2 separate regions of the Homo sapiens genome follow, and region 1 is linked to region 2. A link is a contact called in ENCODE Hi-C or POLR2A ChIA-PET data. All regions are on one chromosome and are shown on one strand. Each heading gives the region's core, a stretch centred on a gene start or an enhancer-like site at or near the end of the contact. The rest is flanking DNA. Distances are from core to core; before and after follow the strand shown. Region 1 overlaps MCM3AP (minichromosome maintenance complex component 3 associated protein). Region 2 overlaps PCNT (pericentrin).

Region 1 (3,243 bases), core at 618-3,117, 180 kb before region 2:
AAAGTCATGATAAAAAGAAAGAGGAAATAAGTAATATATATGGAATAAAAAATTCAGTAGGACAATTGGAAAATAAAGTCAAGGAACTCTTTCAGAACACAGTAGGAAGAGATGAGATTGAAAATAGGATAGAAAATAGGATAAGAAACTCAGAGGATCAATTGATGAGGCCTAACATCTATCTAATAGAAGTTCAAGAGAGAACAGAAAAAAGACAGAGTGTCATAAAGACATGAAAATGTCCCAGAAGTGAAATAGGAGTCTCTAGCCTGAAAGGACCTGCTAAGCCCTGCACAGTGAGTGAAGCTAGTCCAGTGCCAGTGTAACAAAGTGAATTTTTAGGACGCCATGAACAGAGAGAAAAGGCTTCCACAGAGAAAACCAGGCCACACAGAAAGGAACAGGAATGGTACAGCAACAATGGATGCTAGGTGACAGTGGAGCAAAACTGGAAGGCAAATAATTTTCTTTCTTTTGAGACGGGGTCTTCCTCTGTCAACACCGGAGTGCAGTGGTGCGATCACGGCTCACTGCAGCCTCGAACTCCCAGGTTCAAGCAATCTTCCCACCTCAGCTTCCCAAGCTACTAGAACTACAGGCACACACCACCATGCCCAGCTAATTTTTGTATTTTTTATAGAGACAGGGTTTCACCGCGTTGCCCAGGCTGGTCTCGAACTCCTGCACTCAAAACAATCCGCTCACTTCGGCCTCCCAAAGTGCTGGGATTACAGGCATAAGCCACTATGCGCGGCCAGGAAAATAATTTTCTACCTATAATTTTACAAACGTAGCTAAACTATGAAGCAAATGTCAGAATGAAATAAATGCATTTTCTTTTTCTTTCCCCCAGCTTAAGGTATTTTGTTAATAAAATCATTTTCATAATGGAAAAGACTCAGAAAATTCCCCTCGCATGACATATAACATCCAACAAGGGGCTGAACCAAGAAAAAATACTGCAGCTGCTGCTAATGGCAACACTGAGCAAGCACCTGGCCTGTGCCAGGCACTGTCCTGTGCAGTCTGTGTTTGCACTCATTTTATCCTCAAGAGCCAGATGAGCATCTCCACCAGACAGCACCTGCAGAGGCTTGGGCAGTTTATTTTACCGTCTCTGAGTAAAATAGGGATAATAAGTAACAGTACCCATACACAGGTGGCAGAGACGCTAGGGAACTTGCCCAAGGTCACAGAGCTTCCAAGTGGAGGAGCAGGGACACATATGCTCACAATGATGGCACTAAGGCACATGTTGCCTGGATGGAGACCAGCCCACAGATGAGAGTTCCAGGACAGAGGGAACATGGATGGATCAAGTGAAGTGACAGAACATTTGGAAAACTCTACCGAGATATATACGGCCCCCCAGTAAAATTAAAGAGATAAAGAGAACTACATTAAGTGAGACAATAAGGCAACTCTATTTCTTGCAGGAAAAAAATAATTGTGGTTATAGAACACTACTGGTTCTGAGGTGAATAGCAGTCACAGAGCCATCAAAATATGACCCCACTCACTGAAGTAATACAAAGTGCTAGTGTAGCTATCCCGGGAAGACGTGGAAGGCCGAGCAAGGACCATGGCACAAGAGGCCACGCTGTACCTAGTATGGTATGCAGTGGCCAAGAGGACCCCCCTGATTCCACCTAGTGTTCATGCCCACGTGTGATCTCCTGCCCCGTGAGCTGGGCCTAGCCACTCACTTCTGACAGACAGAAGCCAACAAAAGCAACAGGATGTCACTTCTAAGTTTAGGTTATAAACACACTCAGACTTCCATCTAGGCTCACCTCTTGCTCACTCTGATGAAAGCCAGCTGCCATGCTGTCAGCTGGGGAGAGGCCCATGTGGCAGGAACTGAGGAAGTCTTTGGCCACAGCCTGCAAGGAAGTGAATCCTGACACAAGCTCACTAGAGTGAGCTGGGAAGTAGATACCCTTCAGTCAAGCTTTCAGATGAGGCCACAATCCTAGCCAACATTTTCATTTCCACCCATGAGAAACCTTGAGCCAGAAGACCCAAGCTAAGCTACACCTGGATTCCTGACCCACAGATACCATGATAACAGACATTATTTTAAGCTGCTATGTTAGGAGTAATTAGTTATTTAGGAATAAGGTAACTAATACATTTATATTAATGGGAAGTCAGCAGAGAACATTTAAATGGATAAACTGAGAAATGGCTGTGTAAGTGTGTGATCTGGAAACAGGAGAAAAATGCAGCCCTGAAGAAAGGAGTTAAGAGAGGAAGGAGGAGCTACTATGTCTCATTTTAAATCACGTGGGTGGCATTATTTGACTTCTTTTTAAGTACACGGAAGTGTTACTTTCTTAAATGAAAATGAAGGTAACAGCAGCAGTAAACTAATTTCCAGTAGATGAAATGTGACTTTGTAATCCCAGGAAAAGGGAAGAATTTGCACCAAGAAGTTACTGTTACCTCAGAATGGCAAGAGCATGGATGGCTCTTATCATCATCTTTATACTTCTTTTACATTTCCTCATTTTTTAAAAGTTTTGTGTACATATTACATTTAGGAAATCCAATATATAGTATTAAAACAGAAAAAGTAAAGAAGCAGGCTGGGCTTGGTGCCCACTACTCAATTTGACTGGCTTAAAAAAATTTTTTAAACGACATGTACGGACAGACATAATACTTGCTTCTGAGCCTCCCAGTCTTTCAAAACCACATTAGGGAATAAGCAGTATTTGCATGGTTCCAGTGATATCTGGGAGTAAGTGAAAGTAATGAAAACACAGAAGTAAACACAAAGTAATTATAGTTCACCTTTATACACACGTTAACAGAAATCATCTGATCCCCTTTGCTGCTAAGTGAGTTGAAAAGCGAAAGCGTCTGAATCCCACCAGCATCGCTGGATGTGTCATCCACTGAGCCTTCATCTCCCATGAACTTGACTTTTAACCAATTTGCTAGAATTCTACAGATTTAAAAAAAACAAAAAACAAAAAAAACACTTGAAGAATCTAATTCTATATTTGAATTATAAAGACTTTCAGGAAAAGAAGAAAGAAAAATATCACACAGACCTAGGTCCACAAATACCACATCTTACTATGAAGCTGATCTGCACAAAACAGGCTGTTGTTTTAAAATGGAGCAACGATCTGTACTCGTTCTTTTTTTTTTTTTTTTTTTTTTGAGCCAGGGTCTCGCTCTGTCGCCCAAGCTAGAGTGCAATGGCACAAACTTGGCTCACCGCAGCAAGCAAAC
Region 2 (2,971 bases), core at 157-2,656:
GCCCTAGTGATTGTGTCTGTGGGACCCCCCAGGCTGCCTCACAGGCCATGTTCTAAGGTACCCACTGGTCTCTGCCCCACTTCCCGGCCTCACGGGAACCCACCTGCAAGGGCCCCGTGTCACCTGGCGGGAAGCTGTGGCCCAGGGCCTCTGCATCTCTTCTTTGTAAGAGATGTTTTTTAAAATGCATTTTCTCCTCTATACAGAATCTAGAAAAGCATATTAAAAAGAAGGAAATGGCCTGTCCTCTGCAGCTGGAAGAGAGGGGCCAAGCAGCTTCAGGGCCTGCCCGCCGCCCTGCTCCCCCGGCCCTGCTCCCACTGCGCCCCCCCCAACCCTGCTCCCCCAGCCACGGCCTTGCTCCCCCCGTCTCCGCTCCTCCCCGCACCACCCCGCTCCCCTCAACCCCACCCTGCTCTGCCGCAGACCTCAGTTTGCATCCATCCTGTGCCACATACGTTATGTTTAAAGTAAAAGTGTTTTCAGTTGTTAGAGATGAACATAGTGTGCAATTTGGTTTCACACTTTAGTGTTAATATTTGACCTTTTTTGGCATATCGTTAAAATTACAGGAAAGCCTATTTTCAGTCAGTCACACCCGTCGTAGGCTTCATCATTGCCTCATTTTGCATTTCCCTCTTTTTGGACTTTATTAGATTATTTTTCTCTTCAGGTTTTTATGCAGACGTGTCCTGTGCTTGGGTGTGTGCTCATGTGGTGGTGACCGCGCTGAGCCTCTGGGCTCTGGGCTCTAGGCTGGTCGTGACACCAGCTTCTCCATAGGGCCGTCTGCTTACCCCTCAGCCTCTCTGGCGAGACAGTCAAGTGTGTGTCCGGACACCAGCTGCTGCGTAATCGGTGGGATAAAGCAGCCGCCTCGTGTTCACAGACCTGTGGGCAGGGCCTGCTGGGGATGGTTTTCTCTGCTCCCCGTGCCCAGCACAGGCAGCTTCACCCCACGCTGGTGGTCGGCACTGGCCTCAGCCGGACCACGCACAGAGGCCTCCTGGGTGGCCATCGTGTGGCCTTCTCGTAGCGTCCCAGGTGGGCAGGGAGTGTGTGATATGTTTGTGATCTCGCTGTGGACATTGGCCTAAAGCCCTGCCCTGAGCTTTGTCCAGGCTTAGGCGGGGGACGGTGTCCCCCTCAGGGAGCAGGTGGAGTGGAGGAAGTGGCGGGGCCATCTTTGGAGTGGCTTATAGAGAAATTCACTCCAAGCCTGGCTTCCGTGTTGTCTCTCTGAAGGTCGGGAGAGGTGGGCTTGAAAACCTTGTAGCTTGAGAAGTGGGTGCCGCCTGTACGAAGCCGAGGCGGTGCCCTCCCTCTCCACAGCTGCCCGCCCTTCACAGAGTCCTGGCGGCAGCTCGGGGCCGCAGGTGGTGTAGAGCGTGGCTGTGTGGGGTGGCAGGCAACTCCCTTCTGACGCGCTTTCCCGCCACAGGCTTTACTGCAGATGGTGCGTGACGAGAGCCACCAGATCCTGGCGCTGTCAGAAGGCCTTGCACCCCCAAGCGGCGAGCCACACCCACCCCGGAAGGAAGACGAGATACAGGACATCTCGCTCCATGGGGGAAAGACGCAGGTTTATTTTGCCCTTCACACACTTCTTTTCCAAAGGATTTAAGGAGCTTGTGGTAATGGCCGCGTCCTTAGGGCCACGTGGACACTAGGATTTCTTTCTTTTTTTTTTTTTTTTTTTTTTTTTTTGAGACTCGGCTCACTGCAACCTCCACCACCCCGGGTCAAGCAGTTCTCTGCCTCAGCCTCCCGAGTAGCTGGGATTACAGGTGCATGCCACCATGCCCAGCTAATTTTTGTATTTTTAGTAGAGACGGGCTTTCACCATCTTAGCTAGGCTGGTCTTGAACTCCAGACCTTGTGATCCACCCGCCTCAGCCTCCCAAAGTGCTGGGATTACAGGCATGAGCCACCGTGCCTGGCCTAGGATTTTTTTTAGCACGGCCAAAAAGACTGAGGTCCAAGAACCCTGGGGAGGCCTTCCCATCTCCCACAGCCAGCGCAGGCTCTCGGGGCAGGTTCCCTGCGGGACGTGGAGGTGTGTGGGGGGCAGAAGGGCTCAGGGCTTTCAGGCCTGTGCCCTGTGTGAGCCTGCGGGGAGGCTGAGAGTGGTCCCTCCTGGCCATGTGGCCCTGCGGACTCGGCCCATTCCAGCACTTGTCCCCCAGGGCCTCTCCTCCTGCCACTCGGGTGACTTGCCCTCCGGCCTCATTCCTCCCCTTGGGTCTCTCCTACCTCCCCCTCCACACCCCAAGCCCCAGCAACTGGACCTCAGGGCCTCACCTCTGTGCTGTCGACCCCGCACCCCACTTTTCCCCAAGTCCTCCCCATCTCCCTGCCTGTCTGCTTCCATCACCAGGGCTTGTGGAGGTTGTGGAGTGGGTGCCAACTCCCATCACGCTCCCTCCCATCTCCGTGCCCACCCTGTCCTGCCCCTGTGCCTGCCTCTGACTGGGATCAAAGCTTTGTGAGGGAGGGAAGGGCTTTCTCCCTGTGCCTGGAACGCACAGGGTGTGCTGGTGCCATGGAGAGCCGGTGGGAGGGTCAGCCCCACCCGCCTCCGCTCGCCCCTCCAGCAGGCCCTGGTTGTGTGCGAGCGGCAGCCTGGCTGGCATTCAGGAGGCTCATTGGTGCTGCACGCTGCCCCTGGGGACCAGCGGGTAGCCCCTTGCAGCCTTAGGTCCCCTCCAGGCCCTGGGCCTTGAAGGCACAGCAGCAGGAAAAGAGGGAAGGAGCTTTGCTGACATTTTCCTGACCTTACTTTATCGTCTTTTTCAGTCTCTTCTGTGCTCATGATGGCAGCCTTTGCTTCTCGTGCCTTGAATGGCCCTGGGCAGTGTGTGTCTTCTCTTCTGTCAGGGTCATTTCTGTTTGAACGGCTGTCAGTCTGCTCAGCTGCCGTAACAGAACACCCCAGACCAGGGGGCTTAAACAGCAGACATTGATTTCACCT

The links. A loop is a pair of places that touch in the nucleus more often than their neighbours do. ChIA-PET counts read pairs that join two places held with the same protein, here RNA polymerase II (POLR2A). Pooled maps may share reads with other maps.
Region 1: a loop to region 2 is called in a map of psoas muscle, with 1.8 times the contacts of the local background. The contact joins two enhancer-like sites. A Hi-C loop is called at or near these places in 1 of 168 maps with a recorded cell type or tissue (psoas muscle) and 1 of 50 pooled maps. POLR2A ChIA-PET finds 5 or more read pairs at or near these places in 2 of 52 experiments (activated naive CD8-positive, alpha-beta T cell and naive thymus-derived CD8-positive, alpha-beta T cell).

Annotation. Positions count from the first base shown.
Region 1 is chr21:46,248,733-46,251,975 of GRCh38, forward strand. It overlaps MCM3AP (minichromosome maintenance complex component 3 associated protein), which reads right to left. Exons shown (of 28, transcript NM_003906.5): 20 at 2,797-2,950. It overlaps MCM3AP-AS1 (MCM3AP antisense RNA 1), which reads left to right. Exons shown (of 4, transcript NR_110565.1): 4 at 854-2,969. Among named protein-coding and RNA genes, the nearest start is that of MCM3AP-AS1, 21 kb to the left of the region's middle. Within about 2 kb of position 1,868, at least 3 of the 41 ENCODE cell types and tissues checked have a DNase peak (open chromatin) inside an H3K27ac peak, as active enhancers do; they include psoas muscle, where a contact is called at or near this core.
Region 2 is chr21:46,424,390-46,427,360 of GRCh38, forward strand. It overlaps PCNT (pericentrin), which reads left to right. Exons shown (of 47, transcript NM_006031.6): 33 at 1,442-1,582. Among named protein-coding and RNA genes, the nearest start is that of DIP2A, 33 kb to the right of the region's middle. RefSeq lists enhancers at 2,076-2,577, 2,578-2,971. Within about 2 kb of position 1,407, at least 6 of the 41 ENCODE cell types and tissues checked have a DNase peak (open chromatin) inside an H3K27ac peak, as active enhancers do; they include psoas muscle, where a contact is called at or near this core.